Linked DNA regions of Homo sapiens: region 2 is linked to region 1. The links are chromatin loops, found by intact Hi-C in ENCODE. Cell type or tissue: CD4-positive, alpha-beta T cell. All regions are shown on one strand.

What was found. A loop is a pair of places that touch in the nucleus more often than their neighbours do. Peaks named below come from ENCODE experiments on the same cell type or tissue, not always from the same donor. Only the 100,000 strongest peaks of a DNase experiment are listed, where the experiment ranks them.
Region 2: a loop joins it to region 1, with 2.4 times the contacts of the local background. A loop is called at or near these places in 6 of 110 quality-filtered maps.

What each region holds. Positions count from the first base shown.
Region 1 is chr2:37,921,947-37,929,946 of GRCh38, forward strand. RMDN2 (regulator of microtubule dynamics 2) reads left to right here and starts at 3,341. Exons shown (of 11, transcript NM_001170791.3): 1 at 3,341-3,479; 2 at 7,316-7,783. The coding sequence starts at 7,332. RefSeq lists a silencer at 3,156-3,395. In CD4-positive, alpha-beta T cell, no CTCF peak of the experiment used is centred here; a DNase peak (open chromatin) is centred at 3,535; H3K4me3 peaks cover 1,827 bases; H3K27ac peaks cover 570 bases.
Region 2 is chr2:38,385,501-38,393,500 of GRCh38, forward strand. No RefSeq gene overlaps it. Among named protein-coding and RNA genes, the nearest start is that of ATL2, 12 kb to the left of the region's middle. In CD4-positive, alpha-beta T cell, no CTCF peak of the experiment used is centred here; DNase peaks (open chromatin) are centred at 2,571 and 3,221; H3K27me3 peaks cover 277 bases.

The sequences.
Region 1 (8,000 bases):
CCTTTGCTCCTCCTCGTTTACAAATGATTCGGGGAACTCAGAGCTTCGGTTACACCTGGGGGACTTCTTCCTCTGCCCCTGCTCTTTGCCTGTGCGCTTCTCCCTCTCTAAATCCCTCTCTCTCAATGGTTAGGGTGTTCTTAATTTAAAAGTTTTTCCCCAGCTATTTGCAGTAAAATATTTCCTTAACCCTTTCCTTAAAATACTTTCTTAAAACCAGCCTGGAAATGAAGGTTGATTCTGCTCTTTGAAGCGGGGGTTGGGGATTTCATAGTGGTACTAATTATACCTGCAGCTCAGCCTTCAGTTTACAAATTAAGAAATTCAGCTTGTAAGTTTGATAAGATTTGGAAATAACAACAAGGAACTAGAAAATGAATAGTTAACTATATAGCATATTGGTAACTGTTAAAGGGTTAAAACTAACTTTGTCATTCAATTGCTTCCTGGAAATAAAACCACTCAAATAAAACCTAAAAAAAAAAAAAAATTGACACTCCCATCTCACATTACTATAATGAAGGACTATACATTTCCTCATGCTTTTCCCTCAAATGTACATACTACTTTCAAATAGTTATCTAATATAGAGGGTGTGCACCATGCCAGGTTCCCAAGATACAAAGATAAATGCTACCATCCTTGAAGATGTTCACAGCCTCACAAACACACAGTCACTGGCAAGCAGTAATTATATAGTGTACACCAGAGAGGTTTGCTGTAAGCTAGCAGGGAGGCATTTTGTATTCATTGAAACTCCTGGTCCTTCCATAAGTTTTGATGGGGCATGGATGAATACTTCTTATGGGGAAGGAGAGAGTGTGTAGCTTCTCAAGGGAAAGAGGTTGAAGTGGTTGAATTGGTTTTGGACGGGTGGCAAGCAACAGGATATTCCAGGCACAAGGAACAGGATAAAAAGGATACAGCTTGTGGAGAGACGATCAGTAGCTTAGCTAGTGCTGAAGTGTAGAATGATGTCTGGTGGAAGTAGCGGAGAAAAGCTGGAAAAGTAGGTTGGGGCAAATCGTGAAGGGTCTGTACCCACTCCTCCCAAATGATTGTCATGCCGTACTGGTTTGATGAATAACAGCAACTCTGAGATTCTTAGTATGTTCTGGTTTTTCCTTCAGATATTCCTTTTAGACTGACATTCCTAGTAGTGGGGAGGGGAATCATTTCTGCTTTTTTATGTCACCCCTGCAACAGTACCTGGCAAAGATAGCGCCTGTCTTTGCTATTTAGTTACAGCTTTGCCAAGGTCAATGGTTGTCACTGTCCCTGAGTTTCTACCTTTCAGATAATTTTTACTCATCAAGGAATAGAAACAAATGTATTGGAAAGGAGCAAGTGTGACATAGTCTATGTCCTGAACCTGAAGATCAAGTCAGTATCAGCTGCCATCTTCCTCTTGGAATAGACTGGTAAGGCCTTGTTCACAGCCCATACGTCACATTTTTATTGAAAGCCTCTTCTGTGCAATGTGCTGGGGATGCAGCAGTGAACAACTCAGTGGGCTCCTGGAAAAGCTTAAATTTTGTTTTAAATACTGAAAAGCTCCTTTTAAGTATTAGCGAAGAGACAGTCATGTTTCTTTGGTATCTAAATCTTGTTAAAAGAGAAAATTGTTTTGCATGATCGGTTTATATCATATTGTATTCTAGTTAAATAAAGCTAGCATTATATTGCAAGATTGCTGCAAACCATAATAAATAGGAGTGAAGTGGGTTTGTAGAAGGTAATATTTTACTAGTTCCAAATCTGAGAGGTTAAAGATTAATCTGCTCTTTTTCCAAATACAACTTAGGTTTTTGCTCTTGTTTTTTGAGACAGAGTCTCATTCTGTCCCAGACTGGTGAGCAGTGGCCCGATCTCGGCTCACTGCAACTTCTGCCTCTGAGGTTTAAGCAATTCTCATGCCTTAACCTCCCGAGCAGCTGGGACTACAGAAGTGCGCCACCACACTCGGCTAATTTTTGTATTTTTAGTAGAGATGGTGTTTCATCATATTGGCCAGGCTGGTCACGAACTCCTGGCCTCAAGTGATCCGTCCGCCTCAGCCTCTCAAAGTGCTGGGCTTACAGTCGTGAGCCACTGCGCCCTGCTACAAATTACTTTTAATAAAATGACCATGGCCAGGCTTACTTATTCTTCAATGCGGCTTGCCTGAAGCTCAAAAAATCATCTTAAAGAGCCTATAGAATCCCTGAATCCCTATCCGTAAACAGTAGTATATGGATTGCAAAACAAGCCTTCTGGATTCTTCATGGCTTTATGGGTGTTGTCTGCTGTTGCTGTTTTGAGAAAGAGTGTACCCATTTTTAATTCTGCTCAATATATTGGTGGGAAGTTTAGAGATTAATGTTATGCAAACCTAAGCTTGAGGCAGTAATACTCAAGGTGCGGACAATACAGAAGCAGTGTATGTACTGTTTTGTTTTTGTTTTTGAGACGCTCTATCACCCAGGCTGGAGTGCGGTGGCGCGATCTCGCCTCACTGCAACCTCTGCCTCCGGGTTCAAACGATTCTCCTGCCTCATCCTCCCAAGTAGCTGGGATTACAGGCGTCCACCACCACGCCCGGCTAATTTTTTGTATTTTTAGTAGAGACAGGGGTTTCGCCACGTTGGCCATACTGGTCTCGAATTCCTGACCTCAGGTGATCCGCCTGCCTCAGCCTCCCAAAGTGCTGGGATTACAGGCGTGACCCACCGCGCCCGGCCCAGTTTTTAAGAGCGTATTTAGCAGAATTAGTTTCATTATACAAACCACAGAAAGCTGGGTAAAACCTTAAATGTCAGGCATCTGAAAAAACAGCGGCTTTCATCTAAAGGCAACTCGGAATGGCGGGGAGAAGGAAGAGGCTGTCAAAATTGCTCATTAAAAGAAAACGTGAGATAAAGCTATGAACACGGGGCTGCAGATATCAGTAATTAGTGCAAGGCGTCTGCCTTTAATTCAGTCGTGAGGAGTAAAGTGCAAGGTTGTGCCTAGAAAGGGCACAGAAAAAGGTTTAACTAGGGGAGAGGGAGTGGGTTTGAGAGCCGGAACGAAGCGAGCTGGCGGTGGGCGTGCGGAGTGGCAGCAACGCGAGAGGGAACGCGCTGGGGCTAGCGCGGAGGCCCAGAGCCCAGGCGGGGGAAAAGGTGCCGACCGGCTTCGAAGGGAGGCGACGGCCGAGACACACGGTCCGGCGCGAGCCAGGCGCCCCGCGACGTGCAATTTTATTTTGCAAAAGGTGCACCCAACGCCAGTCCCGGTAGAGTTGAACCCACCACGAGAGGGAGAGGGGGCGGGAGCGGGGGGCCGAGCGGCCGCGGGCTCCTCCCCCGGCGCCTCCGCTATCTGGGTCAGGACGCGACGGCCGCGGCGCGGGACCTTAGGACCCGCGGGCTCCAGGGCTACTGTCCGTCCGCCACTGCGCGCCAGCAGGTCCTGGTCTCCGCTCTCCAACAGCTGAAAGGCCGGCGCAGTGAACACAGGTGCGTGCGCAGTCTGGGAGGGGGCTGCTCAGCCGCTGGGGGCCGGACCGCGCCGGGGACTTGCGGAGGGAAGCGGAAATACTTGCGGTGGGGGCGACTGCACTTCCGGGTCGGTGTGTCCCTGGCGAAGCTTGAGCCTGCTAGCCAGCGGTGCTCTGCGTTCCCGGGGCTGGAGCAGCGGCCCATAGTGGCTTCCCGGGTTCATCCCTCGCTGACCCTGCGCCACGGAAGCCCTAGCCCCGGAGGTCGCTGGTATTTCCTCGCACGCGGACCCTTCTGGGGTGCGTGGGGAACAGGCAGTTTGCTGCCTCGGCCCGGCTGGTCCCTGCAAACCCCAAAGAATTTCAACAGAGACACTTGCTGGGCTCTCGCTCGGCTTTCAGCCTTGCGCAAACATTTTGTTTTTGTTTGTGTGGGGTTTTTTTTGCTCTCAGACTCCGTCTGTGCCTATTTCACACAAAAACGAAGGCCGGATTATCAGTGCTGCCAACATAGGGGAATGAGGCAAACACTTGGGAGCCCTAAATTTAAAATAAATTATAAAATACAAAAAAACCATGAAAACCTGATGAAATGAACAATAGAATTCACTTCGAAAGTACCAGGTTTTCCAGGACGCTGTAGGAAATCTGATCACTAGTTCAAGGTCTCAGTGCAATTCTCTTAGGAAACTTAAACCTCGGGCTTTTTTGTAATGTCTCTTTATCCTTGCAAAATTTGTCATACCTTCCCCGAGTTTATTAGAGTTATGCATTTTATATTTTTCTCCTCTAAGGGTCTGCTGATGAAGTTAATGAATATCTGTGCTAGATTTATGGTGAAAGCATTATAATTAATTTAGTAAAGCATAATTTCTACATCAAAAAATTAATTTTAAATAAAACTAGAACATGGAAATGAAATGTTTCTTCAGACATTTCTTCAGAAAACATTTCATATTCTATTTTCTTTAGAGTCAACATTTTGATGTCATTTTAGAATACTTGATTCTCATCTCAACCTTTAATATTACACAATAATACACATTAATTAAGTGCCATAATCTATATTAAAATGTCATTTTCCATTGTTATTTACTAGCACCTTACAAATTGAAACGTAACATAATACTTTGTATCTGATTATTAAAATATTAGAGTTTTAAAATCTGTTTGGTAAAGTTTTTAATTACTATATTTTTTTATACTACAAGTGTATACTATTAACATAATTAGAAGTATGAAAGCTAACAAGGCTGGAGGCAGTGGCCCATGCTGCTTATCCCAGCACTTTGAGAGGTGGAGGCAGGATTGCTTGGGCCCAGGAGTTCGGGACCAGCCTAGCAACATAGGGAGACTCACTCTCTACAAGTAATGTAAAAATTAGCCGGGCGTGGTTGCCCACGCTTGTGGTCCTAGCTACTAGGGAGGCTGAGGCAGGAGGATGACTTGAGCCCAAGTGGTCGAGGCTACAGTGAGCAGTGATTGTACCACTGCACTCCAGCCTAGGTGACAGAGCGAGACTCTAAAAAAAAAAAGCTATGTAAATGACTTCATACAACCTTTGAAATTATTCTGAAGGCAAGCAAGTACTCTGATGTATTTTGTACATTATTTTTAATGTGTCATTTTTCAAATTATCAGTGTTGAAGCACATTTGTTTTATGCTGTTATAAAACTCAAACATAGCTTGAACTGTTAGTCTTTAATTGTGTTTGTTTAAAACATCAGCTCCGTTGATTCTATTTTTTTCTAGTTAATTTTTGTGGTTCTGAAATAATATTTCAGCTTTGAGCATCTCTGTTCAGTCAGTACTCTCCTTCACCTCCTTGTTGATGCTTTCCAAATCTCCCACATGTTGTGGGTGCATCCAAGAGTTAGGAACAGGTTGTCAAAGGTGACAGTTTTCACTTCCCAGTTGGGTGATCACTGGGTAAGTGACTTGACACCTGTGTGCCTCAGTTCACTTATCTGCAAAATAATAATAGGACCTGCATGGAAGAGATGATTTGGAATTGGTGCAGTTCCTAAAGAAAGGGCCAAGCAAAATAAGACTTTCCCACCTGCTGAAACCTGGTCCTGTCTCAAGAATAAGTTCTCCTTCCTAGGTAGATTTTTACTTCTACTTATTTGCTTATTAAATGAAAATATTTTCAAACTAGGCTATATTTCTTAATGTAAAAGTCCAAGGTATGGGCAAAAGAAAGCAATCAGAATAGGAAGATTTCCTTTAATAGACCTCTATATCAGCGAATGGACATCCTGCCTGAATAATTTTATTGACAAAAATAAAGATGATTAAACTTGATGTGTGAATATTAGCTGGAATGCAGTTGTAATTAATGGGCATAGAGTGACTTATTTTTTTGCAATAAGCTTTCAAGATAATTTAGTTTTGTGATACAATTTTTTTGTAGAATACATTTACACATCTAGCAATAATTAGCTACAATTTCAGCTGAAGTTACAAATTGATTGGAATCTGTTGCTGGCATGTCTCCTGGATGAGCTGGGAGTGGGCAGATGGTTATAGTTCCCAGTTATACCAATTAGGTGAAAAAAAATTTTTTTAAGTTAATTCCAGGCAAATTTCTGTGAGGTAAAGCAGGCCAGATTAAGTACCAAGGCTTTCTCTGGAATCTTTGGTTTAAAAGAAGGAATTCTTAAATCTCTTGGATATAATATTCACTAACACCTGAGGTAATTTCTGGAAGATTATTTTAAAGTCAGTCCTTCTCTTTGACACTTAGGCCTGTAATGAAGTGTAGAACATCCAAACAGGATACTTTCTGTGTTCCAGGCATATACTCTAGTGAAATAGGAATCCAAAGACGTTCTTATTTTAAGCAGGCTTTTCAGAAATAGATTATGGCTGCTTGTTCTCTCAGACCCTCTTCCATAGGGCATTTGCGAGCCCAGAAATCCTAACCAGTAGACCACCAAGGAAGCATTTGAAACATTACATTTAGTTGGCCATTTGAAGTGTAAGAAACAATGCTTGGTAGAATATGTGGAATCACAGGATATAAAGCAGAGGATGGTGAATTTCGGGTATACAACCTAATTCAGAATTTTCATCTTACTGATATTTTTTCCCCAATTCACACTCCCAGCTATTTACTTTGCTTCCTATCTTCACTTCCTATCTTAGAACAGTGAAGCAATCAAAGAGAGCTTGCATAACCTCCCACCACTGCATCTACCCACCTATTTAAATCTCTGCTCACATAATCTGCCTTTTATGACTATGAATGAATGGTTTATGTTCCCATCAAAGGTCAACTCCTGTGCTTGTGCGATAGAGCCCACCTCCTTTGCCTTCTCAAGTTTATTGCTATGCAGTTTTCTATATGTCTACTTCATCAATTTTTCTTTTCTTTTTATGGACTCTTTTCTGTTGGCAAAAAAAACCTGTTATTTCTTGATCTTTTGGCACCATTTTCGCACTTAATAATGGCGTAATTTCTCTTCTATTTGTTTTCTATTTGCCCATCTGTTCTTTTTTCTCCTTTTCCTGCCTTCTTTTGGACCAAGTGAGTATCTTTAGTGTTCCATTTTTATCTCTATTATTGTCTTGATATGTATTGCCTGGGGTTTTTTTGTTTGTTTGTTTTTTAGTGGTTATTCTAGGGTTTACAGCTATGCATCTTTAACTTAATATGATAATTCTTCATTGTAATCTAAGACTCTTACAACAGTATACTTCCATTTGTCCTTTCCCACCCTTTGGGCTATTGTCCTACTTTTTGTAAATCCTGTGATGTAAACTTGGCTTTTGTTGATTGAAAAAGCACCTATATTTTTGTCTTGGACAAAGACATAAACAACATTCATTTACATTTATGTTTTTAATTTTAGAAACGAAAACCAAGAAATGCCTTATTCCACAAACAAAGAGTTGATACTTGGCATCATGGTGGGCACTGCTGGAATCAGCTTGCTGCTCTTGTGGTACCACAAGGTCCGTAAACCAGGGATAGCAATGAAGTTACCTGAATTTCTTTCTCTGGGTAATACATTTAATTCAATAACTTTGCAAGATGAAATACATGATGACCAAGGAACAACAGTAATCTTTCAAGAAAGGCAACTTCAGATACTGGAGAAGTTAAACGAATTACTGACAAATATGGAAGAACTCAAAGAGGAAATCAGATTTCTTAAAGAAGCTATTCCAAAGCTGGAGGAATATATACAAGATGAACTTGGAGGGAAAATAACTGTTCATAAGATAAGCCCTCAGCACAGAGCGAGAAAAAGAAGACTCCCCACAATTCAAAGTTCAGCAACAAGTAATAGTTCAGAGGAAGCAGAAAGTGAAGGAGGGTAAGTTTCTTTAAGATATTTCCTATGTTGAATTGGTTATTATCATTATTACTATTATTTAGGTATTTTCATTATGGGTTCCAGTCATATATCCTGCTGCTCACATAAAATGAAAAGGAGTGATATTTTGACTTAGATTATAATTAAAGTCATATTCAGTAGTCAGTATTTAAGCTAGTTTAGACCATATTGACAAAAGGAATATAAAAAACTTACT
Region 2 (8,000 bases), 460 kb after region 1:
ACAGTGGTGTGATCTCAGCTCACTGCAACCTCTCCCTTCCAGGTTCAAGTGATTCTCCTGCCTCAGCCTCCCACATAGCTGAGATTACAGGTGTGCACCACCATGCCCGGCTCATTTTTGTATTTTTAGTAGAGACAGGGTTTCACCATGTTGGCCAGGCTGCTCTCGAACTCCTGACCTCAAGTGATCCGCCCACCTCGGCCTCCCAAAGTGCTGGGATTATAAGCATGAGCCAACTCGCCCAGCCTAAACCATTTTTTCTGATCTTTTCACTGTATGGTCTTTGACTCTTCATATTATGCCAATTTGGGGATATCATTTTCTGAAGAGAGAATAGAAAGGCAATTCAGTTTTTCCTGTAGTGTAGTGAATAAAGTTTTTATTTGTCTGTGACTTAGAAAATTCTCTTTCAGTCTGGGTGTGATGGCTCATGCTTGTAAATCCCAGCACTTTGGGAGGCCAAGGCGGGCTAATTGCTTGAGCCCAGGAGTTCAAGACCAGCCTGGGCAACATAGAGAAACCCCATCTCTCCAAAAAAAACACAAAAATTAGCCAGGTGCGATGGTGTGCACCTGTAGTCCCTGCTACTCGGGAGGCTGAGGTGGAAGAATTACTTGAGCCAGGGAGGTTGAGGTTGCTGTGAGGCATGATCATGCCACTGCACTCCGGCATGGGTGACACAATGAGACCCTATCTCAAAAAAGAAGAAAGAAAGAAAGAAAGAAAGAAAGAAAAGAAAGAAAGAAAGAAAGAAAGGAAAGAAAGAAAGAAAGAAAGAAAGAAAGAAAGAAAGAAAGAAAGAAAGAAAGAAAGAGGGAGGGAGGGAGGGAGGGAGGGAGGGAGGGAGGGAAGGAAGGAAGGAAGGAAGGAAGGAAGGAAGGAAGGAAGAAAGAGAAGGAAAGAGAAAGAAAGAAAGAAAGGAAGGAAGGAAGGAAGGAAGGAAGGAAGGAAGGAGAGAGAGAGAGGAAGGAAGGAAGGAAAGAAAGAAAAAGAAAAGAAAAGACGGAAGAGAAGGGAAGGGCAGGACAGGGCTCGGCAAATTAAAAATGATGGTTCATGGTGGTTAGGTGTAAATGGGCCTTAGTCATGCCTTCTTAGCTTCCCTTGGCTGGGACCCAGAGGTCACCACACACACTATAGAGGATTAGGGAGGTAGCTGAGTTAAGAACCAGAGGTCATCATAGTGGTACAGTGGTGTTCAGTCTATGCCAGGAATCAGATGGATGCTGGAGGTGAGATTCAGACAGGTACACCAAGGAGACCTGAATCACAAAAAGGAGCACCAGGACCTGAGTAAAAACCAAAGAACAAAACATAGGGTCAGCTCCAATTCCAGGGATATGAGCGCAAGGGACCCAGGAATCAGACTAGCCAACCCACCTCACAGCAGAGCCCACCGAAGCCCCACACAAGAGCACTAGGATCCAGGCACACATCCCAGGCCTCCTCCCCGCTGCTAGGTGGTCACACGAGAAAGCTTCCCACGCTGTCTGCAATCTTGTTCCTTTAGTTGTTGTTTTAGGAGGGAGTAGAAACAACGGAGCCTAAGATACCCAGAATCAGATTCTCAAGTCACAGAGGAAACTCCCTAGAATCGTTTGCTAACACTTAAAATAACATCTAACATTTATCAGGTACTTACATGTGCCAAGAATTCATATGAAGTAATAATTTATTAGTTTTTTTTTCTTTTTTTTTTTTTTGAGATGGGGTTTCACTCTTGTCGCCCAGGCTGGAGTGCAATGGCACGATCTTGGCTCACTGCAACCTCTGCCTCCTGGGTTCAAGCAATCCTCCTGCCTCAGCCTCCTGGGTAGCTGGGATTACAGGTGTGTACCACCACGCCCAGCCCATTTTTTTTTTTTTTTTTTTTGAGACGGAGTCTCGCTCTGTCGCCCAGGCTGGAGTGCAGTGGCGGGATCTCGGCTCACTGCAAGCTCCGCCTCCCGGGTTCACGCCATTCTCCTGCCTCAGCCTCCCAAGTAGCTGGGACTACAGGCGCCCGCCACTACGCCCGGCTAATTTTTTGTATTTTTAGTAGAGACGGGGTTTCACCATTTTAGCCGGGATGGTCTCGATCTCCTGACCTCGTGATCCGCCCGCCTCGGCCTCCCAAAGTGCTGGGATTACAGGCGTGAGCCACGTTAAACCTCACAATAACTCTAAAACAGAGACACTATTACATTTAACATTTTATGCTGAGAAACCTGAAGCCAAGAGAAATTAAATAATTTGCCCAAGACTACCAGGTGTATAAAATAGTGGAGTTGGGCTTTGACCCCACAGATAGAACTCTGGGGTTCACACTCAGACTACTAAACTCTGTTGCCTGTAGTAGCTTGAAGAACTCCAGAGGTATGATACCAATAGCTCCTTGGGGTTGGCCTAACCATTCCCAACCACAGCTCCTTTCCTTGAATTAGGATTTAGGTGATGAACAAATCATTCAAGAGTCCAGGGTTGTCAACTCTCCACTGTTGAGTCAAATATCATGTCGAATACCGACAGTGTTTCCATTGGGTTTTTTTTTTTTTTTTGGCCACCACCAACACCATGTGACATCAGTGGCAGATCTCAGAAGATAAAATGAGTGCTGCTCCAATGTATTCAGTGTAGTCTGCTTCTCAAATTCAGAGCGCAGGTTGCTCGGTTGCTGGAGAAGCAATGTATGCCTGCCATCACTACTCTGTGGATACCACACTGGGGCTGTTACCCATTGCATTGAGTCACAAAGGCATTGCAGGGCCTATGTGACTTAGGTGGACCCCTACCCTGCTTTTGTTGCCCAGTGCAATGCCTATGTGACTTAGCAAAATTCCTACTCTGCTTTGACTCTGCATATTTTCAGAAAACAGGGGACAGGCGCAGTGACTCAGGTCGGTAATCCCAGCACTTTGGGAGGCCAAGGCGGGTGGATCACAAGGTCAGGAGTTCAAGACCAGCCTGACCAGCATAGTGAAACCCCGTCTCTACTAAAAAATACAAAAATTAGCCGGGCGTGGTGGCACACGCCTGTAATCCCAGCTACTCAGGAGGCTGAGGCAGGAGAATCGCTTGAACCTGGGAGGCGGAGGTTGCAGTGAGCCGAGATCGTGCCACTGCACTCCAGCCTGGGTGACAGAGCAAGACTCTGTCTCAAAAAAAAAAAAAAAAAAGAAAACAGGATGTCTGATGTCTGTGGTCAGAGGTTCCTTCTTAGGCAGCTTACCCCACCTCTGAAGAACCTCTAACTTCATTATAATCCAATTTCCATACTAAATGACACTCCCAGGGGCGCCATGACAGTTGACAATTACCATGACAACAAAAGGAGGAAACCAAAACAGGACAAAAGGGAGGCGGCTCCTTGATTCCAAGTAAATCTCTGTCCCTTCCCAAGAAAAAGCATAAATACACCTCTCCTTGATCTTAATGCTCAGCCCCTTCATCAAGAAAACCCTACATGCGGAACTTCCCAGTTCCCAGGAGCCGAGAAGTTGATTTGTGAGCTGTGCTCCCACTTCTCCCATTCTGTGGCCATGAAATACAGCCTGCACTGCTTGACACTCACTTTCAGTTTTGTGTGCACCGAGCAAGAAAGAGCCCCTCTTGGGGTAACCAGGAGACCTGGTAGTAGGGTTGTGCTGGCAGCAGCAACCCACCCCCTCCATCTCGTACCCATTTTCTGCTCCATTCGAGAAGCCTCTGCAGCATCTCCAGGGCACGCTCTCTCCCAGCACAACCATGTGTTGCATATTTTTAGAAATAACCACACTTGCTATGGGTAACCCAGAGACTGGAGCAACAGGGCTCCAGATTCCAATTCTGAATTTGTGATAAGAACCCTTGAAAATGTGTTTAACCTTTATGTACCTTCATTACCACAAAACTGAAGGGACTGCAACATACCAGTATCATTTATAGGCTTGTTGCATGGTTATTTCTTGAGCAAGTGTTGATGTTCATGTGATTCTCCAACACCCTCTCCATCAGCATCTGCTTCCCTCAGCACTCTCAAGACAGAGCCATATCCTTGCTGCTGCTGACAGTGCCCATAAAGAAAGCCAGGTCTGTGCAAAGCCTGCAGACCGCTGATGCTCCTAGAGTCTCTGGTCCACTGGGTACCACAGCTGAGGAGAATTCTGTGCACAGCCATGCTTTGTTCCTAAGCAATTCTGCTTGTGCCTAAAGATTCCCAAAGTCTCTCATAAATAGTTTTGCAGTTTCTTGCTCTCACCTCTTGCTGGGAATGCCTCAAAGTCTCATGAAGCCAACTCCTCTGTTTCTGGCCTCACTGTTCTAACCATGGGTCTCTGACACCTTCCAAGAGGGCAGGCAAGGAACAGAGACTGTGCCTCTCCCCCACCATTCACCTCTGAGGCCTTGCTTGCAATGAATCCTACCTGTCTTCCCCACAGGGGCCTGGATGTTTGACCAACCCAGCACAAAACAAGGAGACAACAACAGGTGCAAATTGACACTGGGAAGAGGGAGGCAGGAGCTGAAAGGGACTTGAAAAAGAAATATTGTCCTCACTAGCTATATTTTGGCCCCAGCTTGGTAGGTCAAAGTTGCCCCATAGCAGATGTTTATAATAATCATAGTTAGTAATTTCAGCATAGATTAAGTATTTTCCTCCTGTTCTTATTTTAAGTAGGGAGAACCAAGAATATGCAGGTCCATATGGGAAAACAGCATTTTTAGATTCTAGTTCACGGGCATATTTAAATCTGAAGGTCAAGACCTATACCACCCTTGTATCCCAAATTAGGGCTCTCTCCTTACATACGTTCATGTTTTCCTTTATTTCATCCTTAATTGATGGTGACTGAGAGGATTTTATCACATACAGGTCAATGACAAAAAGCTAGAAGGAATTCACCATGTCTGTAGGTTGGGTACTTGTTCTCTACAAGATTGGCAGGTTATTTCTCTCATAAAAGTTGCAATTGTGTAAAAGAACACAGACTCTTTCAGTCTAATTCTTTGACAAGGAGAACTACTGTTGAGTGGTTTTAATATCATAATGCTTATATGAAAACTGGAGAGCTGGTAGCCATTCTGCAGGGAGCCGAAAGCAGTGGAGATTAAGCACTATATTCAGAAGACTGCTACGTGGCTATTTCCCCCAAGTAAATCAGGAGAGTTCCAGGAGACCACTGCAGTTCCAGGTACACACCCAGACGCTCTCAGAAGGGTGGAAGCAAAATAACAGGCCTCTGATGAAAAGTCAGGAAGATGAATATTATGGGATGAAGGAGCTCCTTGTGAGCAGTTGAGAATGGGAAAGAGGGACTAAGAGGAAGTCAGGTTTATGAAGGTGTAACTGAAGCAAAGGAGTATCCATTGTGTGTCCAGTGGGAGGAAAGAGAAATTAGGCACCAAAAATTCTGGAATGAAAAAAAAAGAAATAATGGAATGTACTCAAGTCCAATATGATTCTGGAGAATCCGAACCCAATCACTAGACAATGGAGGTCCCAAGCCCCACAAGCAAGGAATGAAGAATAACATCTTACTTTCTGGTCTATCCTTTCCAGCATTCACTAAAGCAATTCCCCAAAGCAGTAATTTGGCCAGCTATTCATTCCCCGTTGCGGGGCTGGGAGAAGGACGCAGACAATGAAGGTGGGAGGGAAATAGAAAGGACAACAGCAGCAAATACTTTAATAGAGGAGAGATTTATGAGGTGCTGCTGGGGAAACAGAAAGAAATGTAGGAGCTACAGGGGGTGGGGATCTGGTAGACCCAGCCTGGGGGAGCAGTGTCTGCACTGGGCTTGCAAATAGTGATCACAGCCAAAAGGTACTTTGTAGGATTGAGATCCTTTGATAATCTGGACCCTTTACAGTTCAATAAGCATGGTGATTTAAGTCTAAGACTGCAAAGTCAGTCTCAGTGGCTCATCCTGAAACCCCAGGAACTTGGGAGGCTGAGGCAGGAGGATCACGAGGTAGGAGAATTGCTTGAGGCCAGGAGTTGAAGACCAGCAGGGCAACGTAGAGAGACTCTGTCTACACAAAAAATATAAAAATTAGCCCAGCATGATGGTGTGCACCTATAGTCTCAGATACTAGAGAGGCTGAGGCAAGAGGATCACTGGAGTCCACCAGTTCGAGGCTACAGTGAGCTATGACCACACCACTGCATTCCAGCCCAAGTAACAGAGACCCTGTCTCAAAAAAGAAAAAAAAAGAAAAAAAAACCTCCAAGATGGCACTTGATTCCCCACATAGTACACCTAGGGATATGGTATGGAGCACAAGCTCCCAATCCACCACAAATACCCAAAATAGCTCTCCTCTCCCACCAGTGAGACCTCTGATCACACCCACGCCTTGAGCAGGTTCCTCCACACACAGACAGTTGTAACCTGTGGAGGCGTTTTCTTTGAGCATAAAGGCCAACGTTAGCATTCGTATCCTGCCTCTAGTAAGTTCTTTGTGGACACAATCTAGTCTTGAGGGGAAAGCTGGTTTTTTCAATATATTTTTTATTTTTTATTTTTTTTGAGATGGAGTCTCACTCTGTCACCCAGGCTGGAGTGCAGTGGCGCGATCTCGGCTCACTGCAACCTCCGACTCCCCAGTTCCAGCGATTCTCCTGCCTCAGCCTCCCAAGTAGCTGGGACTACAGGCGCCCGCCACTACACCCGGCTAATTTTTTGTAATTTTAGTAGAGACGAGGTTTCACCATGTTAGCCAGGATGGTCTCGATCTCCTGACCTTGTGATCCACCCGCCTCGGCCTCCCAAAGTGCTGGGATTACAGGCGTGAGCCACTGTGCCTGGCCGGTTTTTTCAATATTCTAAGTGGAAAATCACTGATAATACATTTTTCAGTTAGGATGCTTTAGCAGAAAGTAACAGAAAACCCAACCAGAAATGGCATCAATAAAAAGGAGAAGGCAGGCTGGGCGCTGTGGCTCACGCTATAATCCCAGCACTTTGGGAGGCCGGGGGGGCGGGGGGGGGGTGGATCACTAGGTCAGGAGTTCGAGACCAGCCTGGCCAATATGGTGAAACCCCATCTCTACTAAAAATACAAAAATTAGCCGGGCGTGGTGGCGCCTGCCTGTAGTCCCAGCTACTCAGGAGGCTGAGGCAGAAGAATCACTTGAACCTGGGAGGTGGAGGTTGCAGTGAGCCCAGATCACGCCACTGCACTCCCACTTGGGCAACAGAGCGAGACTCCGTCTCAAAAAAAGAAAAAAAAAAAAAGGAGAAGGTAATATCTCATATCACAGTAAGTTCAAAGGTAGGATGGTTTCAGGGTTGGGTTAACTCACTGTTCAATTACAGCATTAAGGCACCTGTTTTGTTTTGTTTTCCAATTTTCTGCTTTTTTCTTCCTCTATAAGTTGACTTTTGTTCGCATATTTATCCTGCATAGCTCAAACTGGTTGCCAAAGCTGTAAGTGCCCCGTAAAGATACAACAGGGGAACAAAAAAGAGTCTACTTTCTGCCTTGAATCTCTTCTTATTAGAAGGAAAATTTCCCAGAAGCCCCCTTAGACTTTTCCTCAGTCTCTTGTGTACTCACAAGTGAAATACATGTCCACTCCTAAACGAATTTCTGGCAAGGAAAATGGACTCACCATGATTAGTTTGATGTAATCAAGGTCCACACTGCTCTGGGCTGGAACCAGTTTTCCCTGAAACATATTAAGTGGCCTGATACCTGAACAAAATTGGGATATTGTTAGCAGGAAGAAGGGTAGAATGGCTGATGGAAGGGCAGCCCGTAATGTCTGGCATTGATGAGAACACTGGGCATGACTTCTAAGCACACTCTGACCTACCATCTCCTCTTTTTCTCCTATAATCCACTTGTCACGAGGTAAATGCCCCTTTCACTTGGGTATAACTAAAGTAATGAAGGCCTTTATACAACAGGAACCCCCGAGAACCCGTCAAGAATTCTACAGTTCCCAGAGAAATTAATGTGAGCTACATGTGGTTTATATTGAAACAAGCCACCAATTGAGAAGCTTAAGTTACACCATGGATGGTGAGAAAGGACC